Linked DNA regions of Homo sapiens: region 1 is linked to region 2. Evidence: read pairs that join two places in POLR2A ChIA-PET (ENCODE). Cell type or tissue: GM12878. All regions are shown on one strand. Each heading gives the region's core, and the rest is flanking DNA. Links, peaks and the distances in the headings are about the cores only. Region 1 has its middle 20 kb from the start of TLK1. Region 2 overlaps METTL8 (methyltransferase 8, tRNA N3-cytidine).

Region 1 (4,397 bases), core at 290-4,289, 140 kb before region 2:
TCTTGTTACACCAGAATGGACCTTATATTCCATGTAAGAAGACATGGAATAACAATTACCAACTGTATAGGGAAATTGGCAATGCTACTGTGATGACAAGTACAGTTGGAGTGGTGTGATTGATTTATTCATTTCCTTAATAATCCTCATAGTTGTAATGAGTCATCCCTGTCTCTTATTCTAAATTACAGGGCACCCTTTTATTCCCAAATGAAATAAATATACATGATGACATTTTTTTCTTTCTCATTCTCATTTCAAAGACCTAATTTTTCATAATCTAGCAGTTAAGAGAATCAGACAGACATGAATTGGAATCTTGGCTAAGAGAAGAAAAAAGTTAGAGAAGGTGTGGATTCCCCAATGCCCCCTATTTGTCCTCTAGAGAGCTTTCAGAGGTTTTGAAACATGATAGGCTCTTTATTGCTATGAGTCTGACATTTAAGCAGTTAGCTCCTTATATTCCTTTTATGAGAAGAGAAGGAGTAAGCGAAGAAGAGAAAAAGGAAGTAGTTTTTGGTCTGACAATCAAGCAGACAGTATTTGTTCTATTTATCAATTTCATTATTCACAAATAAGGAGTAAGTAAAGGAGACATTAAGGAGCAGGAGCAGCCGGGTGCAGTGGCTCATACCTGTAATCCCAGCACTTTGGGAGGCCAAGGCCGGGTGATCACTTGAGGTCAGGGGTTCAAGACCAGCCTGGCCAACATGATAAAACCCCGTCTCTACTAAAAACACAAAAATTAGGCCGGGCATGGTGGCTCACACCTGCAATCCCAACACTTTGAGAGGCCAAGGCTGGTGGATCACTTGAGGTCAGGAGTTCAAGACAAGCCTGGCCAATATGGTGAAACCCCATTTCTACTAAAAATAAAAAAAACTAGCTGGGTGTGGTGGCATGTGGCTGTAATGCCAGCTACTCTGGAGGCTGAAGCACAAGAATCACTGGAACCTGGGGGCCAGAAGTTGCAGTGAGCTGAGATCTCACGACTGCACTCCAGCCTGGGTGATAGAGTGAGACTCTGTCTCAAAAAAAAAAAAAAAAAAAAAATTAGCCAGGCATGGGGGTGGACGTCTATAATCCCAGCTACTCGGGGCCACTGCACTCTGGCTCTGGCCTGGATGACAGAGCGAGAGCGAGAGCGAGACTTTGTCTAAAAAAAAAAAATTGCCCCCCGGGTCCCTGCGTCTCAATAGGCAGTATTTGTCATCAAAATTCAGGTCCTAATCTGATAGGAAGGGAAGACTTAGCATATTATCAGTTGTTTTACCCATATTGATATCTCTCTTCTTGAGTATGGATAATTGAAATCACAGATTAGCAACATGGGAGTGCTACAAAGTAAGGAGACCAATTGTTTTCTCCTTATGATTCCTGGAAACAAAAGAGGAACTGTCAGAACCGAGAAGACTACAACATGTTTTAACTACTTCAAGTATTATGGCCTTTTACACTGATGACTATTAAATTTTATATATACTTTTTATTGCATTGGATAATTCAGTGCATCTTCAGTGCCATAGGTTAGAATGACTCTTTCCAGAGTTCTGAAGTAGTTTGTATTTGCTCTGTGTGAAGCTTTGTGCTGATGTTACAAAGTTTCAGTAGTCCAGGAGGTTTTTCTGCATTGGCTTTAAAATGAGTGACTGTTACTGAGACACTGATTTGAGACTACATTTTCAGTCATGTAAATTCTGCAAATGAGTCACTTGACATGTTAGGACTATATGGGCATACAAATAATGTTAAGAGGATGCTTTTTTTTTTTTTTTTTTTTACTTTAGCATAATGTTCAAAGCTGGAGAAGATGACTTTTCATGAGAAGTAAAACTATAGGTCTAATGCAAATGTTAAAAAGTTCAGAGACTTGGGGCTTTAAAATATGATTAACTCTGATAATAATGGTTGAGGAGTTAAAGTTAGAACAGATTCATTCTGTAAAAAGCTTTGAGCACAAGAAAGTTTCTGTTTGTATAATGAACAAAAACAATAAAGGTTTGCCATTTGTTCTGATCTTTCAACAGAAGCTGGAAGAATTAATGTCTCATTGAGAGAAACAGTAGCTGAAACAAAATTCAATGTTTCTTTAATGATCTTGAAACAAAACTTCAAAGTTGGTAGTTGTAAAACACCATCACCAAGACCCCAAAATTGTCACACTCACAAGTGAAACAGTGAAACTTGTTTCTTAACTTCGATTGGTATGAATCATTCCATGTGCTTCATCAATGAGGTGTCCATATAAAGACTCTGAAGCATCTGAGAAATCCAAAGTAAAAAACCAAGCCAGGACCTAAGTGATCTAATTTTTTTGTACATCCTAAAGCTTCCCTTCTAACATATTAGCATCAAAGAGTTTCTACGTCCTCATCTCAGTCCATTTTGTGTTGCTCTAAAGGAATGCCTGAGGGTGGGTAATTTATAAAGAAAAGGTTTATTTGGCTCCTGGTTCTGCAGTCCATACAAGAAGCATGGTGTCAGCATCTGCTTCTGGTAAGAGCCTCAGGCTGCTTCCACCCATGGTGGAAAGCGAAGGGGAACTGTTGTGTGCAGAGATCACGTGGCAAGAAAGGAAGCAAGGAGAGGGAGAGGCACCTGGCTCTTTTTAATAGCCAGCTCTTAAGGGACCTAATAGAGCAATAACCTATTCCTCTCTAAACTTTAATCTCTTCTTGAAGGATCCACTCTCATGACCCAAACACCTCCCATTAGGTCCCACCTCCAACATTAGGGATCAAATTTCAATGTGAGATTCGAAGGGGTAGAGCATTCAAACTACGGCAGTCCTTCTCTCTCTCCATCTCCTCCTAATCTGTCAGCTGCCTCTGGCTTTACTTCCTTCCTTATCCAGCTACGCCCCACAATCCATCTCTTCGATCCTACTCTTGCCAAGACAATTAACTTGTTTACTCCTTTGAAAGATCACTTACTGAACCTACTCTGGGTCGATCCAACCAGTGGCTTTTCACTCCTATACCTGAGCATGTAGAGAAAAATCCCCATCAGACTATCAAAAAGGAATGCTAGTGATGACTATCTCTGGGAATAGGGCCATATGGAAATCACACTGTCTGTGCTAACAAATGTAGATGGAATTAGAAAATCACTTTTTGGCAATCAGCATAATAAAAATTGAGAAAAAGCCTCAATGGATGCTAATTTAGTGGGTGAAAGTAGAATGAGGAAGAGAATTTTACACGGTCTCAAAGTACTTTCCCCCAAATTCTTATTAATTACAAAGGAATAGAAGAATAATTTCTCAGAAACCTGGCATATACCATCTTAATCAACTGATCAAATTAATACCACCAGAAATGGGACATACTGACATTGTGGGCTACTTATTAGAATGCAGTAAGAAATTAGCTTCACTTCTATGATGTTCCAGCAGGATCTAAGTCAAATCAAAAGCACACTTCAGATAAGTCTAAACTGAGAGACATTCTACAAGGCCATGGAAAACAAGGAAATACTGAAGAACTATTTCAGGGTGGGAGACTAGAGAGACATGATAACTGGGTACAAAACATGGAATGTATCCTTTTGCTTTATAGCAAAAAGAATATACTGAGGCCAGGCACAGTAGCTCACACCAGTAATCCCAACACTTTGAGGGGCTGAGGCGGGAAGATTGCTTGAGCCCAGGAGTATGAGACCAGCCTGGACAACACAGTGAGACCCTATCACAACAAAAAATTAAAAAATTAGCCAGGTATGGTGGGGACATCCCTGTAGTCCCAGCTCATCCAGAGGTTGAGGCAGGAAGGTTTGCTCGAGCCCAGGAGGTCAAGGATGCAGAGAGCTATGATTATGCCACTGTACTCCAGCCTGGGTGACAGGTCAAAACCCTGACTCCAAAAAAAAAAAAAAAAGAAAGAAAGAAAGAAAGAAAGAAAGAAAGAACATTATTGTGACGCTGGACAAACTTGAATAGGGTCTCAGGACAAACAGTTTATGGGGGTTATTTGTATAATTCTTGCAATTTTTCTGTAAGTTTGAAGTTGTTTCAAATAAGTTGTCTGAAAATGAAGTTTAAAAACCTGTTTTTCCATATTAAAAATCATGATACATTACATATACAAAAAAGAATAAGTGTAATATATGTACATTAATGACATTTAAAAATAAAAATGAACATCTATGAATTTACTACTAAGTTTGAGAAACAGAAAATTTGTCAATAATGTTAAAGCTCCCAATAATGTTAAAGCTGTGGGTGTTCCTCTCCATCCACAGATAACTCTAAACTGGATAAGATATATCCTGAATATATCTTATCATTTCCTTGCTTTTCTTTAAAGATTTACCACATATGTAGAAATTCCTAATACTCCCTGATAGTGAAAGAGGTTTAGCTTTCTTACTCTCTGTTTATTAGTTACTTTTATTTTTTC
Region 2 (4,397 bases), core at 206-4,205:
CCACCCGCCTCGGCCTCCCAAAGTGTTGAGATTACAGGCGTGAGCCACTGCGCCTGGCCGAATATGGTATTTGATTTGACATTTTATATTACAGATTAAGTCCTTAAGAAAGACAACACTCATCCCTGATGTACTGAAGATCTTTGTTTTGTCAGTCAGTGCTTTCTACTTTCATTCTACTTATCATTCAACTTTCTTAGGTTAACTATCTTCTAATGTAAAAAAAAATGCATTAATATATAAAAGTATAGGCTTCAAGTTTAGAAAGCCTGTCTCTTCGGAAAGTTACTGACCTCATAGCAAACTATGAATAAATTCCCCAAAGTAGGATGAACAGAGCAATTTATATCCATATATAAACATAATTATACTATACAGTTACATAACTAGAATAAAATTTAATGTAAATGTGCCAAAGAGGAGAAGAAATCACAGAAGATTTACAAAACTTACATGAAATAAGAAAATGTTCAACTATGTAATAACCAAAGCTTCCTTAACTTGGGAATCTTGGGAACCTAGAAAGTGAGGTAACCCAAGCCAAATTCCTCTGGTGTCACAGTTCCTCCTATACCAGGCCAGGCACTTGCCAATGACACTGGAGTAGGGGTAAGCCCTGGGTGTGTTGTGTAGTGTGTGACGTAGTAGGTGAAAAACAGCAAAGAGGTAATTCTTTATTCTCGAGAGCTTCCTCGTGCACATGATCAGCTTTTGCACATGCTTGGAGGAAAAACAACACTATTAAAATGTCTTTTTAAAAGTCAAAGCTAAATGAGTATGCAATAAAGCTTTGAGAAATGGAAAAGAAAATCTATGAGGAAAACGTCAGCTTGCTTATCCAGGGAATGAGCAGGACTTAATTCTCATGCCGGCATGGGGCTGCCGGGCACCCAGCTCCTTTCCTGTGGGTAGAAAACAAGTCCCCAAGTTGCTACTGAGCCAAACTGTAAAGGCCAGTCAGGAAATGAGCAGCAGTGCTGAATGGGGAAGCCTGGATCCATGGTTTTTTCCTAAAGTAAACAAAAGATCTGCAAAAGTATTTCCTTGCACTATTTGGCAAGAGAAAGAAGCACCTGGAGAGTGAGTTAGGGAGAGAAAGCATGGAAGAAATGTGAGTAAAACAAGGAAGATTATAATGAAGCTTTGTCTCACTAATCTCCAGAGCCCAGGTGTTCTATTAAGAAACAAAGCTGCAAATGAAGAGACATCTCAGAGAGTGGTGGATTAAGAATATATTCATGGAAAGGATAGATCTTCCTTGCTTTTTGGGATCCTGAATTTCATCTTTCATTTGGATTAAAAAGAAACTTAAAAAATATCTTGTAGAAAGTCAAAGTAAAGATATAAATATTAAAATAAATGAGGGCTGCGAAAGAAAAAGTATGAGCAATGAGAAAAGCAATTATCCTTGGAGGCAGAAATTTCTTTCTTGTTTCAATGCAGCATGTGATACTGGCAATTTCAGCCATTCTCTTTCAGGCAATTTTCAGTGCGAGTGCCAAATGCTGCTTAGGGGGATATGTCTCTGCTCACCTGAGGGAGCAGGGCACAACTAAAGATGTAAGGAGAGCGATCGCATTCTTTACGCCAAGCATTCTGTTTAGCAGGACTGCCTCAGGAGGAACACAAGTTGCTCTCAGGAGGCAGAAGGTGAGAGAAATGAGGCAGCAATTACATAGTGTTGCTTGTGCTAAGTACAGAGCATTAAAAACAAAAAACAAAAAAGCCCCACTAATGCAGTGGACTCAGCAGCGGGCTCATTGCTAATTTTAGGAAGTCACACAGGTTTAGTGCTTGCTTCCAGCGGAAAAGCCTTAAAAGCCCAAAGGGTGACTGTCCTCCAGTGTTTTTTGAAACAACCAACACTTGATATATAAAGGTTAACTGAGGAAAAAATTAATTTCTGCGTTTTCTGCAATGAACTAGGAGCAATGGATTGAAAATATTTGGCCAAATAATTTTTATAAGCATAACAAAATTCCATTTTTCTGGACCAAACCTCATCAGCCCAACTAGGAAAGACGATGCTGGAGCTTTAGGAGGCAATCAAAGGCTCATTTTATTTGATAGGTAACATCTGATACAGAAGCATTTCCCGCCCTGGGCCCTGGATCTACTCAGTGCCTACCTGCTGGAGAAAATCAAAGATAAAGACCCAGATCACTGGGATGCCAAGGACACAGCTAGCTGGACACTATTTGAAGTCTATGTGCTCAAGTATTGCTTTTTTTCCCTCTTTATGTAACGTTAACGTGTATTTATTCATTCAGCTAACTCTAGCTGTTCCTTACTTAAGGTTAAGTGGTTGTGAAACCACAGACACTGTAGAATCAGAAGCTGTTGTTTTAAACTCTTGGCCAAGTAGCAGTGCCTTGTAGCTTGCCTTTGCCGAGCTCCAGGGGCAGCTGAGGGTGGGCTGTCTGACCATCTGGAGATTTCAGTGTGCTCCATCCATCTCATGCCAACCTGACTTGCCAGAATTAGGGTCACTGTGCTCTGAGACACTTTGAGATGATGCTCAAGGGAGCTGTGCTCTGCAGCCTCCTGGGTCCCTTCTGCAGGTGCACTTGCTTTTTCAATCTGATGCTATTTTTCTTACCCTCTGTAGGCACTCACACGCAGAACTATTATTACTTGCTTGTTACTGCATGTTGCTGATTCATACTCATAGGAAAAAGTAATTTTATCTTCAACACCTCTTCCTTGTCATTTAAGACATATGTTAATGAAAGACAGATTTTGGCATCCACTTTTCTCTGTAGCTTTGAGGCCACAATATAGATTCATTATAAATGAAGATGCAACTGTTATTTTACTTCTATTTATATTTATAACTACACCAAAGCCATCTTGCGGGTACCTTTGCGCCTCTCAAATCCCCAACCATATTCCAAGAAACCGTATTCCAAGAAATGCTCAACATTTCATGCCTGAATTGGTATTAATGTGGCATTAATGTACATACAATGTTTTAAATAACGATGTTTTCACTCATATTTTATTATGGACACCTCCTGATTTCACATATTTTACATTACCCTAGAGCTGAATCCTTTTGAAGACATTTTAAGGGTTTTTTTTCCCCACTGCAGTACAGAATGCTTTTTTTCTTTAAGCGAGGAGTATGCAAGTGAGAGTGCTCTGCGAGGAGGGATGCCAAGTGGAAGGCTGAAGCCTGAGGGGGTGGGGCGAGTGCAGAACTAGGCAGAAGCAGAATGCTGAAAAGAACTGATTGAAAGCTTTTTGCTTTGTCATTCCTCTCAGTTCCTTTCCTTCTCTTCTTTTCCAATTTGTAATTGTGGACAAGTGTAACCTACTTATTTGCTAGAATGATTGGATCTAGAATGAGCCATAACCTTGAAGGTCGTCTGAAACAAACTCCTCTCCACTGCTATCGTTTTCTGCTTGACTCAGAAAGCTCTTTCTTCCCTGGTGCCTTTCCCAGCAGCATTTGGGCCCATCCATTACAAGAGCAGCAAGTAGAGGTTTTGGAATCAGAGAGTTCTGGGTCCGAGTTGTGACTCTGCTACTTACTAGATGTGGTATCCTGAGCAAGTTACCCAACATCTCTTCTGTAAATGGTTATCATCAAAATGAATTCCTAGGAGTTTGAGGATTAAATAATGTGTATAGTATACACAAAATCTAGCATTCAGAGCTAAATTAAGAGTAGCTAAGCAGTTCAATAGGAACTAGGACCCATGCTTCCTGTTTGACTCTGAGGCAACACTTTTTTCCATGGAAAGATACTGTCTTTCTTACAATGTCTCATAAAACCTTTGAAAAAGTCACTGTTGCTGGAATACTGTGTGTACTGCCTTGTAGATTAATAACAATACCTCACATATATTTAATGCTCTAGAATTGACAATGCACTTTCACAAGCGGGGAAAATACCCACGCCAACACTAAGTCTCCTGATGACTAACAGAGGCAGGAAGCAGGAGGAGCAGAGGCTTTGAAAGAGGTCGATTAGTGATGCAAATGTGAAGTTATCTGCACTTGTGAGGAGCATAACAAACATCAAAACCAATTAGAAGTAACAATGTGTGATCTATTCAGGCTTCAGGACTTTGATGAGTTGGAAGTTTTGGGGTTTAACAATCCAGATGGTTCTGATAGCTTTAAGTTTTGCCTCCAAGAGGGCAGCTATCTGCATATGGGTGAATTTTCACGTACAAGCTAGAGTACAGCAACGACTTAGAATCACACACGGGTAGAAACCGGGACGTGTTCACAATTTGTAGACAAAGCATATGGAATCGAGAGAGGCAAAGCAAATAAGTTCTCAGAAGTCAATGTTAAATGGGTGTTTCAATACAGGCAAATGTGTCATACCGAATGCAAAACTTTTAATAATAGAAACTGTTATCTTGACTTTCTCACAACCTTCGGAA

Evidence for each region. Peaks named below come from ENCODE experiments on the same cell type or tissue, not always from the same donor. Only the 100,000 strongest peaks of a DNase experiment are listed, where the experiment ranks them.
Region 1: POLR2A ChIA-PET joins it to region 2 with 5 read pairs; 5 of 35 experiments call an interaction of 5 or more read pairs at or near these places.

What each region holds. Positions count from the first base shown.
Region 1 is chr2:171,179,064-171,183,460 of GRCh38, forward strand. It overlaps a transcript of TLK1 not described here. Among named protein-coding and RNA genes, the nearest start is that of TLK1, 20 kb to the left of the region's middle. In GM12878, for the core only: no CTCF peak of the experiment used is centred there; no DNase peak of the experiment used is centred there; H3K27ac peaks cover 1,195 bases.
Region 2 is chr2:171,315,368-171,319,764 of GRCh38, forward strand. METTL8 (methyltransferase 8, tRNA N3-cytidine) reads right to left here. Exons shown (of 10, transcript NM_001321154.2): 10 at 379-4,397. Among named protein-coding and RNA genes, the nearest start is that of METTL8, 120 kb to the right of the region's middle. RefSeq lists enhancers at 493-1,315, 2,418-2,477, 3,205-3,304, 3,783-4,397 and silencers at 1,392-1,686, 2,993-3,195. In GM12878, for the core only: no CTCF peak of the experiment used is centred there; DNase peaks (open chromatin) are centred at 2,494, 3,345, 3,934 and 4,084; H3K4me3 peaks cover 1,312 bases; H3K27ac peaks cover 3,725 bases.